Regions from separate parts of the Homo sapiens genome. Here region 1 is linked to region 2. The links are chromatin loops, found by intact Hi-C in ENCODE. Cell type or tissue: mammary epithelial cell. All regions are shown on one strand. Links, peaks and the distances in the headings refer to the core of each region. The heading gives the core; the rest is flanking DNA. Region 1 holds the start of LOC105373074 (a long non-coding RNA gene). Region 2 holds the start of CDPF1 (cysteine rich DPF motif domain containing 1).

Region 1 (15,824 bases), core at 4,547-12,546, 71 kb before region 2:
GCTGGCTCCCTGATGTCCTTGGAGAAGTCGCCCACACTGCTTTCCCCCATGGGAGTGACAAGGATGTGTCCCGCCAGCCTTCCACGACGGACCCCCCACTCTCTATTAATTCCCAAGAAACCAGGCCATGGAGGTGGGTTTGAGGGTTTGTATTGGTGTTTTTTAAAGTCAGGTTGACCGAGTGCGGTGGCTCACGCTTGTAATCCCAGCACTTTGGGAGGCTGAGGCGGGCGGATCACATGAGGTCAGGAGTTCAAGACCAGCCTGGCCAACATGGTGAAACCTTGTCTCTACTAAAACTACAAAAAAAATTACCTGGGCGTGGTGGTGGGCGCCTGTAATCCCAGCTACTCAGGAGGCTGAGGCAGGAGAAACCCTTGAACTAGGGAGGCTGCAGTGAGCCGAGATCGCGCCACTCCAGCCTGGGTGACAAGAGTGAGATTCTGCCTCAAAATAAATAAAGTCGGGTTTATTAAGATATAATTTACATACAGTAATTTTTTTTTTTTTTGAGACAGAGTTTCACTCTTGTTGCCCAGGCTGGAGTGCAATGGCACGATCTCAGCTCACTGCAACCTCCGCTTCCAGGGTTCAAGCCATTCTACTGCCTCAGCCTCCTGAGTAGCTGAGATTACAGGTGTCCACCACCATGCCTTGCTAATTTTTGTATTTTTAGTAGAGACAGGTTTTCGCTATGTTGGCCAAGCTGGTCTTGAACTCCTGACCTCAGGTGATCCGCCAGCCTCGGCCTCCCAAAGTGCTGGGATTACAGGCATGAGCCACTGCACCCGGCCAGTACATGCTTTCTTGATTTGTCTGTTTCCCACCTGTCTCCCCTCCCTAGAATGGCAGCTCCATGACGACAGAGGTGTTTCTCTGTTTTCTCCATGGCTGCACCCTCAGCTGCTAGAAGGTGGCCCAGCATAGGAGGTATTTAATGAAGCCTTCCTCTCCACTTAAATCTACACCCTTGTGCTTATTAAAAGGTGACAGTTTTCTGTTTGAAAATTTTATTAGTGTTTTAATGAGAAAGTTATTATTTGGGTAATGCCTGAATATGAGGAAAACATTAAGGGTAGAAATGTAATTGTTTTCCTATTTCATTCAGTCTATGGATTTTATTGAAGATTACAGAATTACTTCTTTGTAGCTATGGAAGTAAAAAAATAATAAGACGAGTAGCTATTTCAAAACGTAGGGCTGATAAATTTGGGATGGTTTGAGAACGTTAAGTTGGGGAACTCCATTTCTTTTTTTACATTTTTATTTATTTTCATTTGTTTATTTATTTATTTGAGACAGAGTTTCGCTCTGTTGCCCAGGCTAGAGTGCAATGCCATGATCTCGGCTCACTGCAACCTCTGCCTCCGGGGTATAAGTGATTCTCCCATATCAGCCTCCCGAGGAGCTGGGACTACAGGCGCCTGCCACCACACCTGGCTAATTTTTGTATTTTTAGTAGAGATGGGATTTGGCCATGTCAGCCAGGCTGGCCTCAAACTCCTGACCGCAGGTGATCCGCCTGCCCTTGGCCTCCCAAAGTGCTGGGATTACAGGTGTGAGCCACCGCGCCCAGCCAGGGAACTGCATTTCTGACAGTGGCTCAGTAGTTTGGAAGTTAACTGGCAAAGGTGGACAGAATCTTTAAACATATGTGGAGGAATTGGAGAGTTTACAAGATAGTGAAGAACTGCCAGGCCATGGTCTGGAGAAGATGGAAACTTGATGTTTGGGGCCATTGTGTCCCTGGGGTGTTGGCCAATTTATGAAAGAAGCAGTTAAGAGCCTGAGTGGCACTTTTGAGGGGCTAGAAGGGAAGACCCTGGTAAACATCCCAAACTTTGGATTGGGACCCAAAAAAGCTCCATCCCAGGAGTACAGGTGACCTGGAAACGGATCAGCGTAATCGAGGACTGAAGTCCAGTTCTAGCTACGCCCAGTCCTTGAGACTGGATTAAGGTGATCTCAGATTGCAAGGACCTCAAATGCCTGGCAGAAGCAAGTGAATATCCTTCTGGAGGAACAGAGCCTCATCCTAGGCCTCTAATTATTTTTAAGGACAATTTTTCAAATGCAGGCTTTCCTCCCTTTGCACAGTTCCCTTATGCATAAATTTCAGTCAGTGGCCAGCTGCAGTGGCTCATGCATGTAATCCCAGCGCTTTGGGAGGCCAAGGCGGGTGAATTGCTTGAGTCTGGGAGTTGGAGACCGGCCTGGGCAACATAGAACCCCATCTCTATTTTTAAAAATAAAATATTAATTATCACTGCTTAGTTAAATTATAGTGGTCTCCCAACAATACAGATCAGATCCCAGCTCCCATGGTATATACACTGTGAGTGCTGTATAAAGTACAAGCTCTGCCGCCAGTTCTCCAGCCTACAAATCACAGTATAGATAACAGATGTGCATGATGATCACTGGCCAATTGCGTCACTTCTCTCAAAGTCAGTCTGTGATTGGTCCCTGAGCATCTGTCGGTCAGTTTCATGCACAGACTGCAAAGCATATGGTTTTGTCTACTCTTTGTCTCTCAGTGATAAACCCACATGGCATTTTGTAAAAGTGGATACATCAGGCCAGGTGTGGTGGCTCATGCCTGTAATCCCAGCACTTTGGGAGGCTGAGGCAGGTGGATCATTTGGGGTCAGGAGTTTGAGACCAGCCTGGCCAACATGGTGAAACCCCATCTCTACTAAAAATACAAAAATTAGCTGGATGTGGTGGCAGGCGCCTGTAATCCCAGTTACTGGGGAGGCTGAGGCAGGAGAATTGCTTGAACCCAGGAGGCAGAGCTTGCAGTGAGCCGAGATCATGCCACTGCACTCTAGCCTGGGTGACAGAGCAAGACTACCATCTCAAAAAAAAAAAAACAAAAAACAGTAATCAAGCATGAAAATTATGAAATGCTCAGAGATAAAATGCGCGAGGCCTGTACACTGTAATCTACAAAACACTGCTGAGAGAAATTTTAAAAGACCTAAATAAATGGCAAGTTATAACATGCTCTTGAATCAGAAGACTCAGTATCTTAGGATGGCGACTTTTCCCAAAATGATCTACAGATTCAAAGCAATCGGAATCAGACCTCAGCATGCCTACTTGTAGAATTTGATAACCTGATTCTAAAGTTTATATGGAAATGCAAGGAACCCAGAGTTGCTAAAATAACTTTGAAAAAGAACAACACAGTTGAAGGACTTAGACTACATGATTTCAAGAATTATTATAAAGCTACAGTAATCAAGACAGTATGGTATTGATATGAAAATAGACCATTAGATGAATGGAACAGAATAGCAAGTCCAGAAATAGATCCACACATATATGGTCAATTGATTTTCAGCAAAGTGCCAAGTCATTTAAGTGGGGAAAAGATAATCTTTTCAACAAATGATACCGGAACAACTGGATAGCCATATGCAAAAGAACCTCAACCTTCAGCTCACAGCACTACAAACTCATAATTATTATCATTATATTATACTATTATGTAATAATAGTATATATCATGTTACATATTATATTATGTAATATATATTATATGATACTGTTATGTCATATAATTATTATTGAAATGGGTCATAGATCTAATTGTAAGAGTTAAAACCATCCAGGTACAGTGGCTCATGCCTGTCATCTTGCACTTTGAGAGGCCAAGGCGGGTGGATCACTTGGCCCCAGGAGTTACAAGACCATCCTGGGCAACATAGCGAAACACCGTCTCTACAAAAAAATGAAAAAATTAGTTGAGCATGATGACACTCACCTGTAGTCCCAGCTGCACAGTAGTCTGAGGTGGGAGGATCACCTGAGCCCAGAGAGGTCAAGGTTGCAGTGAGCCATGATTGCACCACTGCACTCCAGACTGGGTGACAGAGAGACCGTGTGTTAAAAAAAGAGTTAAAACTATAAAACCTTCAGAAGAAAACATATGAGAAAATTCTAGTGATTTGGGGTTTGGCAAAGATTCCTTGAACATGATTTAAAAAGCATTAACTAGGCCAGGTATGCTGGCTTACACCTGTCATTCCAATGCTTTGGGGGACCGAGGTGAGAGGATAGCTTGAGGCCAGGAGTCCGAGAGCAGCCTGGGCAACATAACAAGAGTGGGTCTTTACCAAAAAAAAAAAATAAAAAGCCTGTGCCAGGCACAGTGGCACATGTCTGTAGTCCTAGCTACTCACGAAGCTGAGGCAGGAGGATCACTTGAGCCCAGGAGTTGAAGCTTGCAGTGAATTATGACCATGCCACTGCACTCCAGCCTGGGCCACAGAGTAAGACTAAGACTCAGTCTCTTAAAGAAGAAAGCGACCGGGCGCAGTGGCTCACGCCTGTAATCCCAGCACTTTGGGAGGCTGAAGCAGGTGGATCACAAGGGCAGGAGATGAAGACCATCCTGGCTAACACGGTGAAACCCCATCTCTACTAAAAATACAAAAAATTAGCCGGACGTGGTGGTAGGCGCCTGTAGTCCTAGCTACTCGGGAGGCTGAGGCAGGAGAATGGCGTGAACCTGGGAGGCGGAGCTTGCAGTGAGCCAAGATCGTACCACTGCACTCCAGCCTGGACAACAGAGCGAGACTCCATCTCAAAAAAAAAAAAAAAAAAAAAAAAAAAGAAGAAAGCATAAACTATAAAAGAAAAAATTAATAAATTAGTCATCCTCAAAATTAGAAACTTTTACTCATCAGAAAACACTTAATAAAATGAAAAGTCAAGCCATAGACTTAGAGAAAATATTTACAAAACATATATCTGACAAAGGACTTGGATATGGATTATATAAAGAACTATTGTAATTCAATAAGATGTCAAACAACCCAATTAAAAATGGGTGAAAGATGAACTAACTCTTCAACAATGGGCATGTCATTTGAATGGATGGTAAGCAAGCACATGAAAAGATGTTCATGTGCCTTTCCCTCATTAGTCACTAGGGAAATGCAAGTTCATAGACATCTCTCTTCGTAGAAAGATATCACTACACACCCACAAGAGTGGCTGTAATTAAGCAGTCTGACCAAGTATGCGTAAGAATGTGGAATAAGAACTCTCATACACTGCTGATGGGAATGTAAAATGATAGCCACTTTGGAAAACATTTTGGCAAATAATACCACTTACATTATTATCGAAAATATTGTATACCTGAAAGAACTCAAAGTGAAAAAGCTATATACTGTCTGCTTCCAAGGCTACACATTATGGGAAAGGCAAAACTATGAAGACAGTAAAAAGATGCGCCAGTGGTTGCCAGGGGCTCATGGGGAGGGAAAGAGGAATGAATAGGTGGAACACAGGGCATGTTTAGGGCAGTGAAACTATTCTGTATGGTACCGTAACGATGAATACATGTTATTAGGCATTTGTCAATACCCATAAAATGTACAACACAAAGAGTGAAAATGAAAACTGTGGGCTTCAGTTAGCAATAATATGTCAACATTGGCTCATCAGTGGCAACAAATGTACCTCACCAATGCAAGATGTTTGTTTGTTGTTTGTTTGTTTTGTGACGGAGGGGGTGCAGTGGCGCAATCTCGGCTCACTGCAAGCTCCGCCTCCCGGGTTCACGCCAATCTCCTGCTTCAGCCTCCGGAGTAGCTGGGACTACAGGCGCCCGCCACCACGCCCGGCTAATTTTTTGTATTTTTAGTAGAGACGGGGTTTCACCATGCTAGCCAGGATGGTCTTGATCTCCTGCTGTCGTGATCTGCCCGCCTCGGCCTCCCAAAGTGCTGGGATTACAGGCATGAGCCATCACGCCCGGCCACCAATGCAAGATGTTAATAACAGGGAAACTGTGGTGGGAGTGAGGTGGTATATGAGACCTCTCTGTACTTTCCACTCAATTTTTCTGTAAGCCCAAAACTTCTCTAAATAAGAAAGTTTATTAATTAAAAGTTACTTTTATAGTGTATCTATATCTAGGAATAAATCTGAAAAAGATATATAAGATCTCTACTCAGAAAACTGATTATGTTATTAAGAGAGCTTAAATATAGCCCAAATAAATAGATGGATATACTATGTTCATGGAAGGGACAGCTCAGTATTAGGAAGGTGTCAGTCATCTTAAGAAAAGCCTCATGTGTCACACAAGGGATACTGACATCTGACACCAAGCACATGTAGGCATCCTGACTACGTTTACTTGAATGATGTGGACTTTACAGAGCTGACTATAGACAGTTCAAATGGCCTGAAAACTGTTCAATGCACTCCCTCCCAGGCTGTCATGGGATGCACTTCAGGAACTTTACTTTTTAACAAGAAAATTCAGTTTTCCTCTTAAACAGCTGGCTTCTGTTCCATTAGCATTCTTGTCACTTTAAGTTGCATTCATCTTTGTTTTTTTTTTTTAGAAAAACATTTGTTCTGCAACCAGTCTTGTCCTTTAAATACTTGTACTGTATACAGGCTCTTTTTCATAGGTCCATTACTTAAAATGATGTAAGTGTGTTTTTGGTGGCAGGGGGGTGGGAGTTGTTTGTTTTGTTTTGTTGAGACACGGTCTTACTCTGTCACCCAGGCTGGAGTGCAGTGGTGTGATCTTGGCTCACTCCTGGCCTCAAGTGATCCACCCACCTCAGCCTCCTAAGTAGCTGGGACCACAGGTGTGTACCACCACACCCAGCTAATTTTTTTTTTTTTTTTTTTTTTTTTTTGTAGGGACGGGGTTTTGTCATATCACCCAGGCTGGTCTCAAACTCCTGGACTCAAGGGATCAGCCTGTCTCAGCCTCCCAAAGTGCTGGGATTACAGGTGTGAGCCACTGCACCGGTCCTGATTTGAGTTTTTGTAAGACAGGGAACAATGTTCAGAATTTAGCACCAATGTCAGACTCATTCTGTAAATTTTTATTGAACGTCTGCCTGGTGTAGGAGAGGAAGATGACAGACAAGAATTCTTCCTCCAAGAGTTACAGGTCAGTTGAGCAGAAAAGGCATACATCAATACCCACAATGAGAGTTGTCGTGATTCAGAGGAGGGACAAAGTCCTTCCCCTGGAGGGATCCTGAGCACTTTGGAGAGGAAAGGCATCTGTACTGCCCCCCAAATGTGTAGAATGGGATGCATTCCTGGCAGAAAGAAGTAGGATAAAGTACAGAGGCCAGGGCTGGGTGCAGTGGTTCACGCCTGTAATCCCAGCACTTTGGGAGGCCGAGACAGCAGATCACCTGAGGTCAGGAGTTCGAGACCAGCCTGGTCAACATGGCAAAACCCTCTCTCTACTAAAAATACAAAAATTAGCCAGGCACAATGGCAGGTACCTGTAATCCCAGCTACTTGGGAGGCTGAGGCAGGAGAATTGCTTGAGCCCAGGAGGCAGAGATCGCAGTGAGCCAAGACTGCGCCACTGCACTCCAGCCTGGGCAACAGAGCAAGACTCTGTCTCATAAAAAAAGAAAAAAAAAAAGTACAGAGTCCAGGAAGCCTGGGGTGGGGCTGGCAGATGCCGAGTCATCTATTTTGGCCAGAGTTCAAGGCTTGCTAGGGGACATGAAGAGAAGATTCGTGCATTCTAGTTCAAACTCCACCAGATATTTGAGCTCCTTCTCTGTACCAGGCATTGTTCTAAGATACGTAAGTGAACAAAACCCATGACACCCTCGTCTATGAGAGCTGATCCTCTGGCAGGGACAGACAGGTCATGAGTGGAGTGATGGAGCAGCTGGCCTGGTGACTTAGCCGCCTTCAGGTACAGTAGGAGGAGCAAGCCCAGGACAGGTGAGTGGGTCAAGGGTGCCAGAAGGGGTGAGGGCACCAGGAAGCTGGTCCAGTTTGGCTTCCCTGAGGTGGTGACCAGGACCTAGCATCTGAGGAAGGGCTGGAAGCAGGTGAGAGCAGGTGGAGCAGACATCAGGATGGGAGCATCCTGACAGGGAGGGCAGCAGGGTGGGCTCATGAGAGGAACAGCCAGGAAGTGTGACTCGAGCAGTGTCCTGGAGAGGAGGAGGAGGAGAAAGAGGTCAGGAGGTCCCAGGGGAGAGGCAGGACCAGTCTCGTGGAGGTCGGGGCCGTTGTGAGGACTCTGGTTTGTGTTGTGTGTGAAAGGCCATGGGATGGGGACCAGCGAGGGCTTCTTAGGGGACTGGATATGCTCTGATCTAGCTGCTAAAAAGCCCCCTTGGGCAGCTTGCAGGGCCCGGGCAGAAGCTATAGGTGGTTCTGAGGTTTGCAGAGGGGCCTGAAGGGGTGGGGCCCGGCCAAGCAAGGTGGCTAAGTGGGAAAGGCTCCACCGCGTTGGGTGTAGGAAGACCTTGACCTTAGCTCCAGCCCAGCCACTGAGCAGCCGTGTCGCCTTGGGTGATACCTGTCCCTGGTCGGTTTCCCTACCTGTGAATCTGGGTACTTGGAAGCCATGCTCGAGAAGAGCCCATCCCCAGGAGGTGATCAGGGTTCTCCTTCAGGTGAGGAACCTGGCAGCCGTGTGTGAGAACCTTAGAAAAGGGAGAGGGAAGAGGCTGTGGCAGGAAGTGAGGAGGGAGTTAGTGATACCCTGGGCAGGATGCCATGAGCTGGGATGGAAACCACAGGATGAATGCAAGTAATTAAAAAAAAAAAAAAAAAAAAAACAGCATTGGGCCGGGCAGTGGCTCACGCCTGTAATCCCAGCATTTTGGGAGGCCGAGGTAGGTGGATCACCTGAAGTCAGGAGTTGGAGACCAGCCTAGCCAACATGGTGAAACTGAAAATGCAAAAATTAGCCAGGCATGGTGGCGTGTGACTATAGTTCCAGCTACTCAGGAGGCTGAGACAGGAGAATCACTTGAACCTGGGAGGTGGATGTTGCTGTGAGCTGAGATCGTGCCACTGCATTGCAGCCTCGGTGAGAGAGCAAGGCCCCATCTCAAAAAAGAAAAAAACAGACTTTCCGACCAAACGATCGACAAACCAGACTGTCCAAACAGCCATAAGCCGTAACTTTGTGCGGAGGTAAAAGACCGAGGTCACATCGGGACCTGTTGGATTCAAGGCATGTTGACAGCTGTTTCCAGGCTTCAGATAGAGCCTCCAGCTGGCAGGGTGGCCACAGGGCTTGTTGAGTAGGAAGCCTCGTTGCTTTGACAGGTTACTTGGCCCCATGAGGGACAATCCCATAGTCAGTTACCCAGAAACGTGACTGTCTCCTTGAAATCCTCAGCATGGGGTCTTATGAATAAACCCTTACTAGATTTCCTGTTCTGTCTTATTTTTATGCAGAGCTTTACTTTATAGCAGAAAATTCCATTTTTACCCTTAAATGGCTTGCTTCTGCTCCCTTAGTGTTCTTGTCACTTTAAGTTGCATTCATCTTTGTCCCTTTAGAAAAGGATTTGTCCTGCAACCAGCTCTTGCAGAAGGTACTTGGTTTATTGTTAACCGATGTTTGCTAAATGTTTGAATTATGTTGAGTTGCTTAAAGTCATGCTATCGGGTAGATGTTGTGGCTGTTCTTTTCACTCTCTTATTTGGGGATTTACAAAACAGTTATGTTTTTAGTTTTCTTTTATTTGTTGTGTTGAATAGGAATGTAGCTCTGGGAACCTCTAGTTCCAAATAAGAAAGCCTTGGACACATTTCCAGTTGGCAAGCTGGCAAAATGAAGGGCGTACAAGTTGTTAGAGAGGCTGGGAGCCTATTTAAGCACCCAGCTTCAGGATGGGACATGGGATATACCTCGAGTTAGAGGTTCTTATTAACTGTGGATTCTTCTATGCAGATATCTGTCACAATATAAGTTACTATAAGTCAGTACTAAGGCAGCTGCTACATTCTGTTTGCCAAGGGGAAGAAGAAAGCTTGGAAATGGTATTCCTTAAAAATGTCAGTATCATAAAAGACAAAGAAAAGCTGCGGAAATGTTTCAGATTAAAAGAGAGAAGACAATAAAATGTAATACCTGACTCTGAACAGCATCCAGTACTGAAGGAGGAAAAATGCTATCAAGGACATTATTGGGTCAATTAACAAAATTTGAATACGAATCATAGATTGAACTGTATCTGTTAAATTAACAGAAGCGAAGTGTTCTGTGGTGTGTAGGAGCACACTGCCATTCTTAGCAAACGTGTAGTTTAGTATTTAGGAGAAAGGGCCATGAGGCATGCAACTCACCCTCAAATACACACACACATACACATATATACATACATACCTATAAAGAAAGAAATTATGGGCTAGGTGCAGTGGCTCATGCCTGTAATCCCAGCACTTTGGGAGGCCGAGGTGGGTGGATTGTGAGGTCAGGAGATCGAGACCCTCTCTACTAAAATACAAAGAATTAGCTGGGCGTGGTGGTGCACGTCTGTAGTCCCAGCTACTCGGGAGGCTGAGGCAGGAGAATTGCTTGAACCCAGGAGGCAGAGGTTACAGTGAGCCGAGATTGCACCACTGCACTGCAGCCTGGCAACAGAGCAAGACTCTGTCTTGAAAGAAGGAAGAAAGAGAGAGAGAGAGAGAGAGAGAGAGAGGGAGAAAGAAAGAGAGAGAGAAAGAAAGAAAGAAGGAAGGAAGGAAGGAAGGAAGGAAATTATGATAAAGCAGATGGTTAAGTTGGTAACTACCAGTGAATATGGGTAAAGTTAGGATGTTCTTTACTCTGTTTTGGGGGTGCAACTTTTCTATAAGTGAAAGTACTTCCAAATAAAAAGTTAAAAGGCAAGCAAATAAATAAAAGAGACAGTTTCTATGTTATATATCCTAGCTATGTTTACCATGTCTGGATTCTGAAAGCTGCAGAGCAGAAAACCTGAAGAACAGATCACCTGTTCTTAAAATACCACTGTTGGCCAGACATAGTAACTCACTCCTGTAATCCCAGCACTTTGGGAAGCCGAGGTGGGAGGATCACCTGAGCTCAGGAGTTTGAGAACAGCCTGGGAAACATAGTGAGACCCTGTCTCTACAAAAATTTAAAAAATTATCCAGGCATCATGGTTCGTGCCTGTAGTCCTAGCTACTCAGGAGGCTGAGGTAGGAGGATTGCTTGAGCCTGGGAGTTCGAGGCTGCAGTGAACCATGATCACACTAAAGCACTCTAGCCTGGGCAACAGAGCAAGACCCTGTATCAAAAAAACAATCAAACAAAAAATCACTCCTAATTTTCCTCCCTTTTAGTACTTTTAAAAATTAACTTAAAACATTTTTTGGATAATTGTAGTTTTTTTTACTTTTTTTTTTTTGAGACAGAGTCTCATTCTGTCACCCAGGCTGGAGTGTACTGGTGCAATCTCAGGTGACTGCAACCTCTGTCTCCTGGATTCAAGTGATTCTCCTGCCTCAGCCTCCTGAGTAGCTGGGTTCATAGGCGTGCACCACACCTGGCTCGTTTTTATATTTTTAGTAGAGATGGGGTTTCACCTTGTTGGCCAGGCTGGTCTCAGATTCCTGACTTCAAGTGATCTGCCCGCCTTGGCCTCACGTGCAGTTTTAGGAAATAATACAGAGATCCCCAGCACTCTTTCCAGTTTTCCCCAAGGGTAACATCTTGCAAAGTGAGAGGACGATATCACAGTCAGGATACTGACATTGATACCATCAAGATACATAATGTTTCCATCACCAATCAGTGGTCATGGTGCCTTTTATAGCCAAACCCACTTCTCTCCTACCTTCCCATCCCTTTTTTAATTTTGCCAGTCATTAATCTGTTGCCCATTTCTGTCATTTTATGAATGTCACATAGGCCGGGCGCGGTGGCTCACGCCTGTAATCCCAGCACTTTGGGAGGCCGAGGCAGGCGGATCACGAGGTCAGGAGATCGAGACCATCCTGGCTAACATGGTGAAACCCCATCTCTACTAAAAAATACAAAAAATTAGCCAAGCGTGGTGGCGGGCGCCTGTAGTCCCAGCTACTCGGGAGGCTGAGGCAGGAGAATGGTGTGGACCCGGGAGACGGAGCTTGTAGTGAGCTGAAATCACACCACTGCACTCCAGACTGGGTGACAAAGCGAGACTCCATCTTAAAAAAAAAAAAAAAAGAATGTCACATAATGAATCATATGGCATATAACCGTTTGAGACTCAGGGTAATTCTCATGAGACTCATCCAGCTTGTTGGTGCATCAACAGTTTATTCCTTTTTATTGCTGAGTAATTTCCATGGTATGGAGGAACCATGGTTTAACTATTCACCCATTGGAGGACATCTAGGTTGTTTCCAGCTTGGAGTTATTATGAATAAAGCTGCTGTGAACATTTGTGTACAGGTTTCTTGGTTTTCTGGTTTGTTTTAAACAGTTCTAGCCAGGCACGGTGGCTCACACCTGTAATCCTAACACTTGGAAGGCTGAGGTAGGAGGACTGCTTGATCCTAGGAGGCAGAGGTTGCAAGGAGCCGAAATTGTGCCACTGTACTCCAGCCTGGGCAACATAGCAAGACCCTGTCATTCATAGGTAGGTGGATGGATGGATGGACGGACGGACAGATAGATAGGTAGAAATGTAAATTACAGGGCTACGCTCAGTGGCTCATGCCTGTAATCTCAGCACTTTGGGAGGCGAAGGCGGGCGGATCACCAGAGGTCAGCAGTTTGAGACCAGCCTGGCCAACATGGCAAAACCCCATCTCTACTAAAAATACAAAAATTAGCCAAGCATGCTGGCATGTGCCTGCAATCCCAGCTACTTTGGAGGCTGAGGCAGGAGAATCACTTGAACCCAGGAGGCGGAGGTTACAATGAGCCAAGATCATGCCACTGCACTCCAGCCTGGGCCACAGAGTGAGACTCCGTATCAGTACTTTCTTTTTATTGTTTTTCTGTTATTATAGTTTAAGTTCATTGTTATTAGATTATATACTCTGTATGGCTTCAATTCTTTTAAATTTGTTGAGGTTTGTTTAATGGTCAAAGACATGGTCTGTCTAGGTGAATGTTCCATGGGCTTTTAGGGAAAAAAGTATATTCTAGTGTTGTTGAATGGTGTCTTAGTCCATTCAAGCTGCTATAACAAAATACCGTAAACTGGGTGATTTATAAACAACAGAAATTTTTCTCTCACAGTTCTGGAGGCTGGGAAGTTCAAGATCAAAGTGCCAGCAGATTCAGTGTCATGTGAGGACGTGCTTCCTGCTTCATAGATAAGAGGTACATACACGTTTAGGAGCATCGTGTCTTCCTGGTGGATGAATTCTGTTATCATTAGGTGATCCTTTGAGCACTTTTAAAAAGAATCTGTTGGCCGGGCGCAGTGGCTCACGCCTGTAATCCCAGGACTTTGGGGGGCCAAGGCGGGCAGATCACGAGGTTAGGAGATTGAGACCATCCTGGCTAACACAGTGAAACCCTGTCTCTACTACAAATACAAAAAAATTAGCCGGGCATGGTGGCAGGCGCCTGTAGTCCCAGCTACTCAGGAGGCTGAGGCAGGAGAATGGCGTGAACACAGGAGGCAGAGCTTGCAGTGAGCCAAGATCACGCCACTGCACTCCAGCCTGGGCAACAAAGTGAGACCCTGTCTCAAAAAATAAAATAAAATAAAATAAAAATAATCTGTTTAATAGCCTACTAGTGTTCTTCCTTTACTATTTTATTGAGCATTAATTAATCCCAACATTATGTCTATGTCAGGACTGATGACAATATTTGGTATAAAAATTTGATAGTCTCAGAGGCTGAGGCAGGAGAATGCTTGAATCCAGGAGGCAGAGGTTGCAGTGAGCTGAGACCGTGCCACTGCACTCCAGCCTGGGCAACAGAACAAGACTCCATCTCAAAAAAAAAAAAAAAAAAATCGATAGTATCATATCCTCCAGGATTCAAAGTGAACTTCAAACAGTCTTATGTAGTCTAAATTTTGGAATGCATCCCAGTATTGAGTTGCAGCAGGGATTTGAGTTTTTGTGAAGAGAGAGAGGTATATCAGAATCTTGGGCATAAACTAAGGAGCCATGTCAGAACCTCAGGTGTATGCCAATGAGATAGATCAGAACCTCAGGCATGTACCCGATGAGACAGATCAGAACCTCAGGCGTGTACCCGGTGAGACAGGTCAGAACCTCAAGCGTGTACCTGTTGAGACAGGTCAGAACCTCAGGCGTGTAGCCAGTGAGACAGGTCAGAACCTCAGGTGTGTACCCAGTGAGACAGATGAGAACCTCAGGTGTGTAACCAGTGAGATATATCAGAATCTTGGGTATTTACCCAAAGAGGTATAGCAGAGTCTCAGGTATATACTCAAGAAGGCATATCTTGAGGCTTTAAGTATCTAGCTAAGGATTTATATCAGGATCTCAGGTTTATACCCAGGGAGGTATAGCAGAATTTGGGGTATAGATCTAAGGAGGTCTATCAGTCTAGAGCATATAGCCAAGGAACTATATCAGAACCTCAGGCACCTACCCAAAGAGGCATTTTAGGACTCGTAAGGAGGGGGTAGATTTCAAAAGTGTAGTCTAACAGTTTATCTACTTTGAAATTTAAAACAATATTAAAGGAAAACATGAAATATTTCTATCTGTCAGAAGGTGACATGAGTTTTAAACAATTAAGAAATATACTGGCTGTGGCCTTGTAACCAAATTATTATGCCTATAGAAATTACAGACTCCATTTTCCAGGATAGAATAACAGGGACTGACTTACCTTCTCATCTGAGATAACAAAACCTCCATACAAATACATGAAACAATGTTCTTCAAGATGCTGGACATCAGGCAGTGAAGGGCACTGATGGTTGTAAGACAAGGTGAGAGGTGTGGCTTGAGAGAGTTTCCAGGTTGCAGTGCAGGGAGAGGGGAAACTGAGGCAGATCTTGGCAGACTTCCTCAGTTGACAAAATAGAGCTGAGAGTCCAGGGAGACCATGGTGTATAGATTATCCAAAGCAAAGTATGAGAGGTGCAAGCCATATACAGAGGGACTCCAGAGATCTACCAAAGTACTTCTTGGTGCATCCATATGAGCAAAACTACTTGAGGCCAGGAAAAGAACCATCTGAGAGGATTAGAAGGAACAGTGCCCAGTACTTGTGCCAGCCAGGAATGGTGCCTGATACTCACGCAGGGCCAGGAACAGTGCAGGGATGTGAGTGTTTGTTAGGAGAGGGAGGTATATCAGAATCTTGGGCATAAAGACAAGAAACCATATCAGAACATCAGGTGTGTACCAATGAGATAGATCAGAATCTCGGGTGTATACACAGTGAGATAGATCAGAATCTCAGATGTGTACACAGTGAAGCAGATCAGAATCTCAGATGTATACACAGTGAGATAGATTGGAATCTCAGGTATGTACCCAGTGAGTCCAAGAGCATGGTGCTGGCATCCGGTGAGGGCCTTCCTGCTGGATCGTGACATGAAGCAAGGCAAAGAGCCTGTCAGCTCAGGGCTCTCTTCCTCTTCTTATAAAGTCACCAGTCCTATCATGGGGGCCCCACCCTGATGATCTTATAATCCTAATTACCTCCCAAAGGCTACCTTCAAATGCTATCAACATATGAATTTGGAAACTAAGTTTCCAGCACATGAAATTTGGGGGATACATTCAAAGTATAGCAAATATTACATCATAACCAGTAGGATTCATCCCAGGAAATGCCAAATGGCTTGATAATCAAAAATTAATGTAACTCATCGTATTAACAGGATGAAAAAGAAAAACCATGTGATCATCTTAGTAGATGCAGAAAAGCAGTTGATTAAATCCCACATTCATTTCTAACTTAAAAAAACAACTGGATTTTGACAGAGGTGCAAAGGCAATTTGGTAGAGAAAGGACAGTCTTTTCAATAAATGGTGCTGGTGCAATGGTTATCCATATGCCCAAAATGAACTTTGACCCATGCCTCATGCCATACACAAAAATTAACTCAAAATAGATCAGAGATCTG
Region 2 (14,006 bases), core at 1,276-9,275:
CAAGACTTCCAGGGACATCTCTGGTGAAGCCAGAATGGAGACACCCGTGACCTCAGGCTGAAAGTCACTCGACATTGGTCTCTTGTGTTGATAGGGAAGGAAATCAGGCATTCCTATTTCTTTAAATAACAAAACCACTAATTGCCACTCAATGCTGGAATATTTTGGGTCACCTAATCATAGATTTCTCAGGGCATCAATACTCAAATATAGGCTGATTATGCCCCAGTTCAAATGGGAACTATTAACAGAGTGCATTTCTTGCTTGCTGGGTTTCAACAGACATCAGCCAAAAGAACAAAAGAGATGTCAGGACAGATTCCAGGAGTGTCGGAGCACATGTGTGGCACCCGCTCCCTCTGGCAGCGAATGTAGGAAGTCGCCAAATTTACCCACTCTTCAACAAGTCATTGTTTAAACACGGTTTTTCATTTTCTCAACTTTTAATAGCAAAAAGTGCCAAAGTCCTCAGAGACCTAACAGCCTTGGTCTACCGTGCTGACCAGGGTGAAGGCACGGCGAGGGACTCCTCCCAGACGTGCCTCTTGTGTGCCAGCTGGCTGTGGCTCGGGAGCAGACGCAGGCCTCTCCATTGTCCAGGGGAGCCTGGCGGCGCATCCCTCCTCTCCCACCTCCTGGCACTTCCAGCTGGGTGTCCCACATGTTGGATTCCGTCCCCACCACACTTCCAGAGACCGGAGAACTGTGCAGGGCCTAAGGCCGTTTGGATGAATTGTCAAAACAAGATGCTTCCAGTTACAGCGGCAGGAGCGGGACTGGGAGCACGGGCTGACGGCTGCTGGTGCCTTTCTTCCCACCTCGCTTGCCTGTTTCCGCTTGACCCTTCCTCCAGCTCCGATGAGAAGAGTATAAAGCATCTTCCTAACGGGTGTGTTTGCTATACGAACATAATGGACGTGAAGTGGGGCAGAAACCCAGAACTCAGCATTCAAGGATGCCCAGGAGAGCTGTCCCTGTTTTAAAGAGCTGTGTTTTGTTTTGTTTCGCATTTAGAGAGCAGACAAGGCACCCTTCTGCTGCGCTGATACGTTTCTTACACTGGGCCATTTTAGACCCCCAGGGAAACAGCCTTCCTGGAGCGTTGTCTGGAGGTTCCAGGGACAGGGCAGCCTCCCAGAGCCGAGCAAGAGCTCAAGGTACAAATGAGAGATTTGCTATACCGTGAGAAGTCAACAACTTAGCCACCACTTCCCCGCAATGGACCATGTAACAAATACCTCAGCAGGCCCTGCAAAAGGCCATGCTAGAGCTGAGGCGCACAGCCTGTGGCCTCTGTAGTTAGGGCAGGTGGGATGGAGACTCCTTGAGTGCACACACCTGAGCCTGCCCACACACAGGGGAGCAGCATCTCGTATGACGTCTGGAAGGAACTTCGGTTGTGTAAAGGGAGCCTTGAAGATACGTGCAAAAGGTGCTACCCCAATTTGGTGAAACTGACATTGGGCACGTCTTGGGCTTAGGAGAAGCGGCCGATGGTCCCGGCCTGCAGTGACAAACCCCCCTCCCCGCACCGCCCCCAGCACCCCCTCTCCTCTTCACCTCTTCCTGCTGGCCACGAGGAAGCCACTTCCTCAGAGAGACCCTACCAGATGCGGATGGAAACAGATGCACCAAAGCAAGCCCTGATGAAACCGCGACTTCCTAAGGTCTGTCTCCTCTGAACTTGCACCTGGGCCTCTCTGTGTTTGGTTCCAAGCACTTCCCACCTCAAACTCCCATTTTCAAACCACTGTATCTCTGCGCACATCTGCTACTTACCAGCCGCATACATGATGGAGGGTTTTTTGGTCCTGATCCAGTGGCCACACCTGTCTTTGAAATGTCTCACTGAACTCCAGTTTTAAAATAGATTCATTGCTTCAACACAGCAAGCCCAATGCACCCAGCTAAGACTGGCTTGACCGACAGCCTGGCCTTTGGTGGGGGGCTTCCTGGGGCCTGGGGAAAGCTGGCCACCTTCAACAGCTGGTACCTCTTCAACAGTGTGGCCTTTCAAAATGCAGATGCCACCAGGAGAACATGCCCACAGCTCACCACCTATGGATGCCATGGCTCTGGGCAGCTTTCAAAGCAGGTTCCTGTGGTCTCCTCAGCTGTTTGAGGGGGTAACAGCAAATCAGCCTCCATTTTAAAATGAAAACACCAGCCTCCAGATGTAGGGCCTGCTGGGTGTTGCTAGCCGCTGGTCCCCAGGCACGGTGCACTTTCTCCACCTCCTGCAGCCTCCCTGTTGTTTCTAGACTCTTGCACCTGGTGAGTGCAAGGATAGGTGACCCAGGGGCCTGCAGCCTTGTCCTCAGCTCCCATCTCCTGGACTGCCAGCCTCACCCTCTGCAGTTAGCATGGTTGGCCTGATGCAGGGATCCCGAGGGATTACTTTTTAGACCTTCTTTCACATTCAGAAAAGTAGTATAGATTCAGGAGAGGCAAGAAAATTATGCTGTCCATAGAAGTCACCCATGAAGACTGATGCCACCACCTGAAGGCTCATGATTGTTAAAAATGTCCACGGGAACCTCTCGTCCACAGGAGGTTTGTCTCAACACTTCCCATTTTTACGGCATTGGCATTGCCAAGCATGGGGAAGTATCTGCTCTTCTCATGTTAAAAGTGGCCCAGCTTTTCTTAACTCAGTCCAAGCTGACTTGTTTAGCTGCACTGGAATTTCTTACCAACCAAATATTTGCATCGAGCAAAGGGGGCTGTGTGCACCTCCCTAATGGCAGCGATGATGGCTGCTGTCATTCAAGCCCATCTTCAGACGTCACAGTCTGGAAGTGAAATGTCCACAAACATCTGTGGCAGAAAAGGCTATACGGACCACCCAGTTGTGCTGCAGCTTTACAGAGCAAGGAAGGGTTGTGGCAAATAAATGATTAACCTGCCTCGACTGTGCTGAGGGCAACAAAGGCCATCTCACCAAAGGATTATTCGATGCCATTAAATCATCCCGTGACCTTCCTGCTTCCGAGTCCATGGCCTTTGCCCAGGGCATGTACTCCCCTGAGAGGCCTTCTGCCTAGAAAGATCTATGACTGGGTTCCAAAGTTGAGGCCTAGGTTTTTGCTGGGATTTAGATATTTTCAGGCACCATTTTGACAGCATTCAGGAAAACGGTTATTGACCCCATAGACTAGGGTAAGAATAAAGGCAATAAATTTGGTCTGACTCAGAATATAGGAGATCCATATATTTCTCTGGAAACCACAGTGTACACTAAAATGTGAAATTGAAGGTTTTGTTAAAAAGAAAAAGATAATGAGCTTCATGCTTTGTTTAATTACATAATGATTTCCATTACGCTATTTCTGTGAAATGCAGCAGGTTCTTAAACGTTATTTCAGTGGCATGGGCTGGAAGCTTATCACAAAAAGCCATGTGTGTGGCCTTATCAGAACAGAAAGAGACAGGCTGGTGCCCAAGGCTGCTGCCTGCTCCACCTTTTGCCAGCTCTGGACATCTGAGGACGTCCCGGCAGATCTGGAATGGGGCCCTCAACTGACCATTTGCTTCTCAGAATTTCAGTTTGAGACATGAGAGGTATAATCAGTTACTTTTCTCCCCCCAGAGAAACCCTTTTGTGAGGGGAGAGGAGCTATGGTATGTGGTTCAGCTGAAACACATACAACTGCATCCTTTTGGAGTCCTTTGCCAACAAAAACAGACCAACAGACCAGATGGTGTCCATGTTCAATATCATGTCTTGATGGACGCAGCTGATGACCTCAAATACTTGAGTGGTCTCATGGCTGTTAGATGGATTATTTGAAAAAAAAAAAAAAAAAAGAGAGAAAAAATAATTGATTTTTACATCAGAGATAGCAAACTAAGACCTGGGGAGGGGGGTCAGCTTTTATTTTATTTTATTTTTTTTAAGTTTGCTAGTTGGGTCAAATGTGAGGAGGAGGGAGTCTACCTGCCACCTCTTCTCTTGCCCCTCTTCTGCCCACACATCCAGCATCCAAAATCCATTCATTTAATGAATTGATAAAGTGCCGTGCAAACTGGTGCACAAACAGGCCCCCAGTCCACGCAGCCTGGCTCCTAGGAAAAGTGGTGACCGGGCGTGGGGGGGCATGCCGCAGCCCTGGGACACAGTCGGGCACCTTCCCCGGACCCCCAGGCCTTGGCTGTGCCTCAAGTCAGAGAGGGTCAGCCTTCAGGCCCCGGAGACGAGTGACTGGCCGATCATTTCACAATAAAATCACTCACTTTTGGCAACTTCACTTTTTTTAAGGCACAGTCAGTTCCTTTTCTCATGTACCTCACAAAAGATGAAGACCATGTAGTACTCTTTTTGGTAAAGTTACAGTGTTCATGTTAAATATCACTTTTTTCTACATTGTGTGGTAAAAAGAACTACGTTAATAGCTATATCTTAAATACTGTGATTTGACTTTTTGAAAAATATCCTAATACAAATATTTTACTAACTTACAATCACTCATTTAATAAGAAACATTTGGATTCTTTTGAAATCAGTGTTAATTGACTCATATTCTTAAAAGCCTGGCTCTTGACCCTATTGGAAACACAAAGGAAGCTGAAATCAAACATCTAAAATACACTGCGTACACGTGTGCGTGCACACACACACACACACACACACACACACAGCTCTTCATTTCTCCTGAGCCATGCAGAATTTACTTTCAATGTGGAAATCTGTTCCCTTTACCACACTGTATATGCACAGAGCACAAGAGAGGCTATCTCTAGTCACTTCCACCAGCGAGGCCTTAGACTCCGTATTAGAGGCCACCGATTTCATACAACAGTGTTTCGCTAAAGACCCTTCACTATTCTTGTTTAGTAAATAGCTGTCTGCTCTTCAGGGAACTGTTACCTATGGGTTATTACCAAAGAACGCTGGCAATTGGAAATGTCCTGATGGAAATTCTTTGCACGTGCCGGTTCTCTGGCATCCTCCAGGTGGCCCAACCCAAAGCAGAAAGCAGAAACCACAGACCCCGTGAGTCTCCCCATACCTTGTTTCCAATAACTTGGCAAAACTTCTTGGTGCATATTGGTTACACCCTCTGGGATTCATAATGCCATTAGGCTAAAACCCTAAGAGAGAGGGTTGACAGAAACACACGCGAGAATGAGGCAGATCCCAGAGCAAGGACTGGGCCCAGACTCTCCACATGTGCTCTACTAGTGAGTGCCTTATACTCTCAGTATTTTGGGGCTTACAGCTTCTTATTTGTGCTAAAAAGGTGCAGTTCCAAAGTAGGAACTGCCACACAGGCCCCAGCATCCTCTCTCCAACTTCATACCTCTCTCCTGGTGGGGGGAGCGGGCATCCAGGACCTCCGGAATCAAGGATGTGCAGAGAAGAGCGAAAGTAATTTTTCTAGTCACATGAACTGATTGGTTCCAGGCAATTAGAAAATGGCTATAAAATAACCTTAATTTTAAAAAAAAATCTTGGGTCTTCGTTTTCCTATTAGGAGACTGAACTGACCACATGTATTGATTTATATCCTGAATATATGGGAACTTCTGTGTTTGGGATGTCCTACTGTAAGACTGATGAATGTACAGAGTTAATTTCAGGGTACAGTTTTGCCTTAATGGTTTTAAAAAATAAACTATTTTTTAAAATTTTTTGGTGAGTTTTGAGTGATGCTGCGAGATGGACTGTTTGGTCTAAAAGAACCAAGTCCCCAGCTGTGGGGTCCGCCCTCCGCCAGAACAGTCCCTGCGCCCCTCATGGAGGCTGTCTCCACCTGCACAGTCCCTTTTGTGTCCTTCAACATACAGAATGGATCAAGGACAATCTGGCTCCGGAATACGACATCCTTTCGTCTGAAGTCACATACAACGGGAACTTTTAAAGCAGTGAGCATCTTAAAGTCCATCAGTGCACAAGTCAGTAAAAACTCTTTATTCATTCCTTCATGTGACAGTTGGCCTTGAGTAGTTACAAAGACAGAGCAGTTCCTGCCTCTCAGAATTCTAAGCAGACATTCCAGAGCTCACAGATCAGTGTCCCACCAGCTGCTACCCTGGAAGCTTCAGGGAGATGGGGAGCCTGGAGTAGGGGGGTGCTGCAGGAACCCCCGGCAGGCAGTGGGGCCAGGCTTCACAGGCACCCAGGGCTGAGTGCGAGATGGCAGGGGGCAAGCAGGCAAGCAGTGGGATGGTCTTGAGGTGTGGGGTGAGGGCAGGAAGCCCACGGTATTCCTGACTTGGAGTCGAGGGAGACAGAACGGAGGGGCCCGAGCTGAAGACAGAGTCTGAGGGAACTGGAGAGGCTAGAAGCCAGCACTCAGCTTCCCAGGAGACCCCAACTATTGCCGGGCCAAGTGTCCAGGGAGAACGTCGGGTATCCAAATGTTTCAGTGGAAGATTCCTTTTCCAAACATGAGCTGGTTCTTTGGGTTTTTAATTATAAACATAATACATGGTCAAGGTTAAAAACATTTTCCAAGCACCACATAAGGATATGAAATAAAAATTCTATCCCCCTCTAGACCTTCCAGACTGGGTCCAGAAGGAGCTGCTGTCAGTGATTTTCCTTACAGAGAGACCATTGCAGCCACCTACAGTGCACCATGGCCCCGACACAGTGTGGCATCTCCCCCCACACGCACCTGCACGCAGCCTCTTAGGAGCTGCCCTGCTGAAGGAGGTCATCCCTCTCAGTCACATCTGAGCAGCACTCACTCAGGCCTGGGCCCTGAGGGGCATGTGGGGGGACCTGGCCGGGTTCCTGGCTGTGTCTTGTCTGGCATCTGCCTTTGGACTACCCTCTTGCTACAGCTCCCTGGGCCTGTGGCTGCTCCAAGCTGGACTCCAGCTCCCCTGGGCTGCAGTGCTGCTCCCAGTGGTCCAGAAACAAGGCCAGGCATGGCGGCTCCCAGCTCAGCAGCATCCCTGGCGCAGGCTGGCCCAGGAGCTCTGTGCAGGGTGCCGCCCGATGACCTAGCCCCAGTTGCACTCACGTCCGAGAACCGGGCTGGCTGGGGGTCCTCTTTGATGGAGCTTTCCTTTTCTCCAAGTCTTGCCGAATTTCCTGAGGAAAAGCATTGATGTTCTCCCGGACACAAGGGAGGCAGAATCTCTTGGAGTAGAATAAACTGCATTCCTTAAAGAAGTGGACAAGGATGGAGGCTTGAGTATCCTGGGAACATGGTGCAGCTCCTCCCAGGGGCCAGCCCTTCCCACACTTGGGGGGCTGGGCTGGGGCCCCAGCATGCACAGTGTGGGCAGGTGGCCAGAGCTAGACCAGCAAGAGGGAGAGCCAGGCCTGAGGGCCTGGCAGGGTGTCCAGGAGAAAAGCAATGCAGGCCTGGGCTACCCTGGGTGGGAACAGCTGGGATGGGACAGAAAGACTCTGGGGCCTGCTCTGCTCCATCACGGGGCAGTGACAACAATGGAAAGCTGGAGCACAGGCCATGCCCCGAAAATCCCAGAGTCCTCCCGTCCCAGCTATCGCAGCACGAACAGTGGCCACCTGGTGCTGGGAGCGGCAGGGGACAGGAAGGACAGCCCCACAGACCAAAGACGCCATGGACGAGCCAGCTAGTCTGGGCAGGAGGCCAGAACCGTGCAGCCATGTCCGCTCTCCTCTCTCTTACACACTAGAACTCCCGAGATTCATCACGGTGCACAGCACGTGGCTAAGGATGACATTCCCCAGCCCCCTCTGTAACTGGGCATCGCCATGTGACTCAGGCTGGTTAGGGGCGTCAGCAACTGTGTGTGCCACCTCCTGGTCATGCCCTTTGAAGGCATGGACTGTGCTCTCACGTCCCTTCCCGCTGCCTGGGATGCAAATATGATGGTGGGAGCTCCACAGCCACAAGGGACCCAAATAGAGACTCTGCTGAAGACAACAGGGGTGCCCTTCCAGCCAAGGCCACCAGTTCTGGACTCTTACATAGGAGAAAGTAAGTAAATAACTATTTGCTTTACTTAGGCCACTCTTATTTTTGGTGTCTGTCTGTTCTTAAAGCTTAGTGTGCTCGCAAACATAAGGCTGCCCTCCTGCAGTTCTTAGAAAAGACCCTTCGCCATGGAGATCCGCTCACTAACAACCTACTGTTTAAACAAAGAAAGCTGCAGACTTGTGGTACCTGCGTGCGCCCCCCACCCCCGCCACCCCGCTGCTCACGAAGAGCAGCCCAAGGCCAAGGTGTTGCATTCAAGACCTCCACCTCCCCACCTGGCCCACCCACCTTTGCAGTCTTCCTTTCCCAGCTTCTCCTGGACCACCAGCTCCTCCATGAGCCTCAGATACTCCCATGCCACACTGCGGAGGCTCCTCCCACCCTGGCCCATCTCGTCCCCCTGGCTATTGATACAGCTCCCCTTTGTGTGTGTCAACCTGTGGCAGATGCTCAGGGACTTCTCAGACTCTGGGGTCACTCTGAGTACACTGGGCACGCTGTGAAAGCCATGCTGCTCCACTTCCATCCGTCCTTGGGTTTACAGCTACCCAGGTGAACCTGGCCCACCCAGCCTCTCTGAAGCTCAGTTCCCTCATCTATAAAATGGGTGGAATATAATACTGCTTTACCTGACTAAGGGGCAGGACTGAATGAAGCCTCAGCAGTAAAACAGGTCCCAAGCACAGGACCTGGCACACAACAAGTGCTCATGAAAGGACAGTCCCTTCTCCTGGAGATCCCTCCAAGAACATCTAGAAAGTAAGTCACCATCCTGGTGAGAGGGCGCACAAGGACTGTCTGCACTGTTGGTGGGAAGGGGAGGAACCCTGAGGGGCCACTGGGGTGGGTGCAGAGCCACCAATTACCTATTTCCATTCCTACACCAGGCTGAGACCCTCTAACTGACCCTAGCTTGCCCTCTCACCTCTCCCCTTCATCAGCTGAGGGGCCCCATCTATAATGGGGTGAACCCGCTGCTCCCTCTCTCCCAGCCCTCCCTACCCAGGGAGAGCTCCAGGATAACCACAGCAAGGACAGGTGGCCCCAGCCCACGCTGCTTACCCACCGGGCCCACACACACCAGCCTGCTGCACAAACTGCAGCACGAGCCGAGGACCAGGAATCTGTCCTTGTCGGAGGTGAAGGGATCCTTCATGACATAGCTTTCCTCCAGGAGGCTGCAGGAGAGTGAATGCAGCGTCAGAACAGCCCAAATCTCTGCCGTCGGAAAATCAGCCATGACCTATGGCCAGGCAGCAGCAGCCTGCACCTCTGCAGGGCCTGCATACCTGCGTGGGCTCATCAGGGCAGGGGACTAGGCCACCCGTGCTGCAGGGCAGTGACAGAAAGGATCAGCAATTGGGGGCCACACTGGCACTGAAATTGAACCTGCTCTCACCTCTGTAACAGCCATGGTAGAGAGAACCCCTTGTTCTCAGCCAAAAGCAGGGCTGCTGCAACATGGGCCCCCAGACCCTGACTGATTCACCACAGTGGGGGCACAAGGCTGCCACCTGAATACCCCAGGCCTCCCTACACCCCAAGCCACACCCTCACAGCCCCTGGAAGCCAGCTGGCCTCATGCTACACATCAGAATGAGACCCCAGGGTGACATGATGACACTCAGGCTCCTGGTCAGCAGAGGGACGACAGCCAGAAGGAAAAAGCCATGCCCCTGCCACTGCATCCCATGTGAGTAACACACCGGCCAGCTTTCCAACAAAGTGGCATTTGATGAAGGACAAGCTGGAGGTCAAGAGATAAGCCCCCTGACCCACTGGCTCTAATCCAGGTCTGCAGGGGAGACAGGCCTCCCATTAAGAAAGTGTCATGGCAAGGGTGCAGCCCCAAAGGGGGAGGCCACCACAGGTCCCCCAGCTGCTGAGCTGCTCCCCCACAGCTAGAGCAGGTATTGGACTCTGGGCTAGGTGTGGAGGAAGGTTCTGGAAGAGTCAGACCTCAAGCCTTGCCCAGGCCTCCAGAGATTACACCAGAAGCATTCAGAGCCTGGCCAGGGTGGGGTCTAAAGCTCCACACCTGAGACAGTTGTCAGACCTAGGCACACCACCCACCAACCAGCACTGGGCACAGGCCTCCCCGGCACTGGCCCAAAAGGCATGCACTCACACCATCGACTGGGTGTTGGGGGGCTTCTGTCCCACATAGCTGTACGGAGCTGTCAAGGTACAGAGTTCACACTCAAACACTCCCAGAGGACGGCACTCTACATGGGACGCCATCTGCAAGATCAAGAGATGGGGTGTCCCTGGGTCACAGGCTTTCTCAGGAATCCTGCCCCTTTCCCAGCTATGAAGACCCTAACCATATAGTCCTAGCACAGTTTCTTGCCTCCCTACCGTACCCTTTTCTCTATCCCCAGCTGAAACAGGTTTTCACCGGTGCCCAGAGTGACAGGATTTGCTGTCCATATTCCAATGGTTTAAGGTTTTTGTACTGCTAGAGAGAAGGATCCAGACAGGATCAAGCCAGAGCACCCATCTCTTCTTCCAGGTCTGCACCACGGTAAAAGCGTTCCGGTCTCCTGCTCTGCCCCATTCTTTACCACAAGCCCCCAGTGAACGCTGGTGGAGAAGGGCCCAGAGTGGGTGCAAAATCTCCTGTTTCTGCTGCTCCTAGAAGCTCTATGCCCTCACATTAGTCCACACGTGGTGTGGACATTAGAACTGTTTTCTTGGCCAGGCGCAGTGGCTCATGCCTGTAATCCCAGCACTTTGGGAGGCCAAGGCAGGCGGATCACGAGGTCAGGAGATCGAGACCATCTAGCTAACATGGTGAAACCCCGCCTCTACTAAAAATACAAAAAATTAGCCAGGCGTGGTGGCGGGCGCCTATAGTCTCAGCTACATGGGAGTCTGAGGCAGGAGAATGGCGTGAACCCAGGAGACGGAGCTTGCAGTGAGCCGAGATCGCGTCACTGCACTCCAGCCTGGGAGACAGCGAGACTCCATCTCAAAAAACAAACAAACAAAAAAACTGTTTTCTTATCTGCTTGTATGGAACCCCCTTCTCATGTTCATGGTTGGGTCTTGGAGGCCTCTCTTTCCTTAGATTTCTGGCTAAATGGCTGCCATCTGATGGGTTCATCAAAAGTTACAATTTTGCTGATTACCCAGCTCCTTCTTTGACTATGGAATCAAGTACGACATTATCAGCTGGCCCCTAGCTCTTGGCTGTGACCTCCCCTCGCCTGAACTGAGCGTGGTGTATAAAGGCGTATCAAATGCGATGGCTTTCCCCACTGGGTGTCCCCAGATGCAACTCCAGGAAGCATGGGTTACCAGTGACTTTAAAAGTTAAGTCTGGCCCGGTGTGGTTGCTCATACCTGTAATCCCAGCACTCTGGTAGCCAGAGGCGGGCGGATTACCTGAGGTCAGGAGTTCAAGACCAACCTAGCCAACATGGCGAAACCCCATCTCTACTAAAAGTACAAAAATTAGCCGAGCATAGTGGCGGGTGCCTGTAATCCCAGCTACTTAGGAAGCTGAGGCAGGGGAATCACTTGAACCTAGGAGGCGGAGATTGCAGTGAGCCGAGATTGTGCCACTGTACTCCAGCCTGGGCGACAGGGCGAGACTCCTTCTCAAAAAAATAAAAATTAAAATTAAATAAAATAAAATATTAGCCGGGCGTGGGGGCGGGCGCCTCTAATCTCATCTACTCAGGAGACTGAGGTAGGAGAATCGCTTGAGCGGGGGGTTGGGGAGCGGGGGCTGGGGGGGCGGAGGTTGCGGTGAGCCGAGATCGCGCCACTGCATTCCAGCCTGGGCGACAGAGCGAGACTCTGTCTCAAAACAAAAGTTACGATCGATCGCGGGTGTGCGTGAACCTGATCCCGCTTCTCTTCTGCACGCCGGGGCGTCCTAGGCCCCTGCCGAGGCTCCTGGGGGCGGTGCCTGTGAACAGGGACGGCTGAGAGGGTCCGGGGATGCTGGTGGTCCCCGCGAGCCTCCGCCTGCCCTCTCTCGCCCCAGCGCTGCCCGAGGTCAGGGGGGACAGTCCCGTGAGGCCCACACCCCGCTTCTCGGTCCCGTCCCCAAAGCTGAGAGCGGCTGCGCCGACTCCTGGCGCTTGGAACCCAGCAGGCCACGCCGGCGCGGAACTCAGTCCCGGCGAGCGGGAGGCACCCTGAGGCAGCGCAGGGAAGGGCCACAGCACGCTCGCCCCAGTCACTCTGCCACCTCGAACTCACCGCCGCCCTCGTCCCACGGCTCCGCGTCCAAGGCGCCTGAGCGGCCCCGCCCCACCGCGGCCCGGCCAACCCCGGTGCAGCCGCAGACGCAGGCGCGGAGCGGGAGGCGGGACCTCGCGGTGGTTTTCCGCCTCTGCCTTGCTTTTCCGGTCGCCGCGGTCCTCTGCGCGGGATGTGGCTCTGAGCTTCGGGGTAGTCCGCGAGGCTGGGTTCCGTGCTGAGGGGCGTCGCGTCTGGCCGTGCGCTGCGGGAGCGCGCGGGCCTGGCCCGCTGTCCTGGCCGCTGCGAGGCGCTCAGCTTCTTTCTGAGTGTTCCGCCGGGTTCGACAGGGTCGAGGTCGCCGGCGCGAGGCTCCCGGATAGCTGAGGGGCGCGAGGGCGCCTCCAGTCTCCCACCTGCCCTCCCGCGCCGCGGACTAGGCTGCCAGTCTACCCCACCGGGACGTCTGCCCCCGCATGCAGGAGGGGGTGTGTCGGCCCAACGGGGTCTCAGGACCTGTCCCTGCTCCTCCAAAGCCCACGTCGCCTGCGGCGCCCCTCGGGTCTGCGCCGCGTTCTCCTTTAGCCTCCCGGGCCTCTCCGCTGCCCCTCGCCCCCAGGCACCAGCCACACCTGCTTCCTTCTGTTCCCGCCCGTGGCCTCTGACACGCCGTGCCCTGGACCCGAAATGCCCGCCCCACTCCTGGAGCCTCCGGTGTGTGAGAGGCACCTTTCCTTGGGGTCAGGGGCCCGGACTCTGAAGCCGGCCTGGCTTTGCCTGTGGGCCCCGATCCTCCCAGCTCGAGTCCCTCGCCCCAGCCGCCGCGGGCCTTCACCTGTGCTTTGGGGACGACAGGATGGCCACCCTCCTTCCCCCAAAGATTTGAGGGTTTTGCTCCACGCGGGAGAAGGTCTGCCTGTGCCACCAGCCGGCAGCCTTTCACATGCTGTTGCGTTACGGGGCCCTCTGTGACCTTTCCCTAGGCCGAGGGGTGCTTCGTCTCTGTTCCTGAGAGACCAGAATTTATTCTTGGTTTGTCAAGCCACATCTGTAGGAATGTTGCCCAGTTGCAGCAGGCTGGGGTCTGGGACTTGCTCCTTTGGCGAATTGAGAAGTAAGGATATAGAAGGCATTTTAGCACTAATGGAAACCAGAACCACTCTTAGACCTGGGCAAGAGGGGCCCCAGAAATTAGCAAGCGATTAGCAAGCAGCTGGATTTCGATGACCTCCACTGTACTTAGAGCAACGGCATTCGATTCGTTGGATCATTTCAAAGATGACATACTGGGTTGTTTGTTTGTTTCTGGCGGTGTCTAAAGATGGAACATCTTGAAGCATTTTGAATTTGACCTGTGGCTACCCTCAGATACAATGATGGTAACCCCATGAGTGCTGTTAAAGCAATTTGACTTATTGTAGACAGGTTAACACATGAGATGCGTTAAAAGAGTTAAGTGAAATAATAGGCAGCATTCAAAGAGCAAATCGTGGTCTTTGGCAGAAAATAGAGTTAATTTTGTATTTGAGCTGTCCAGTTATTACAATTAGAAAACGTTTTAAAGAATCCAAAAGGATTTAAAATATTGCATAAAGTTTTAGGAGAAAATGGTTTCCAAAAAGCAACTGCATATGAAATAAGCACTAAAATGACATTAAAGTACAATGTAAGAAAATCGGAACTAGAAGCATTTGCTGGAGTCTGAAGAAAAAGATTTATGGATGAATGATTCTGAAACTAACTTCTATAGAGACAATTTTCCGGCGATGGTAGATCAAGGTGTAGATTGTACTGAAGAGAGAGATTCAAACAAAGTGAGTAATCTACCGCAGTTTTCAGTTTTCTTGGTAATACCCCAACAACGTAAAAGAAAAACGTAAGAAATCCTGTATGGAT

What was found. A loop is a pair of places that touch in the nucleus more often than their neighbours do. Peaks named below come from ENCODE experiments on the same cell type or tissue, not always from the same donor. Only the 100,000 strongest peaks of a DNase experiment are listed, where the experiment ranks them.
Region 1: a loop joins it to region 2, with 2.3 times the contacts of the local background. A loop is called at or near these places in 3 of 110 quality-filtered maps.

What each region holds. Positions count from the first base shown.
Region 1 is chr22:46,163,759-46,179,582 of GRCh38, forward strand. PPARA (peroxisome proliferator activated receptor alpha) reads left to right here. Exons shown (of 9, transcript NM_005036.6): 3 at 12,995-13,078. It overlaps LOC105373074 (a long non-coding RNA gene), which reads right to left and starts at 8,470. Exons shown (of 2, transcript XR_938315.3): 1 at 8,344-8,470. In mammary epithelial cell, for the core only: no CTCF peak of the experiment used is centred there; a DNase peak (open chromatin) is centred at 8,503.
Region 2 is chr22:46,238,125-46,252,130 of GRCh38, forward strand. It overlaps PPARA (peroxisome proliferator activated receptor alpha), which reads left to right. Exons shown (of 9, transcript NM_005036.6): 9 at 1-5,631. It overlaps CDPF1 (cysteine rich DPF motif domain containing 1), which reads right to left and starts at 12,169. Exons shown (of 4, transcript NM_207327.5): 1 at 12,132-12,169; 2 at 10,048-10,160; 3 at 8,986-9,097; 4 at 5,889-7,114. The coding sequence starts at 10,160. The coding sequence ends at 6,968. RefSeq lists silencers at 11,748-11,917, 12,028-12,357 and an enhancer at 11,952-12,459. In mammary epithelial cell, for the core only: no CTCF peak of the experiment used is centred there; no DNase peak of the experiment used is centred there.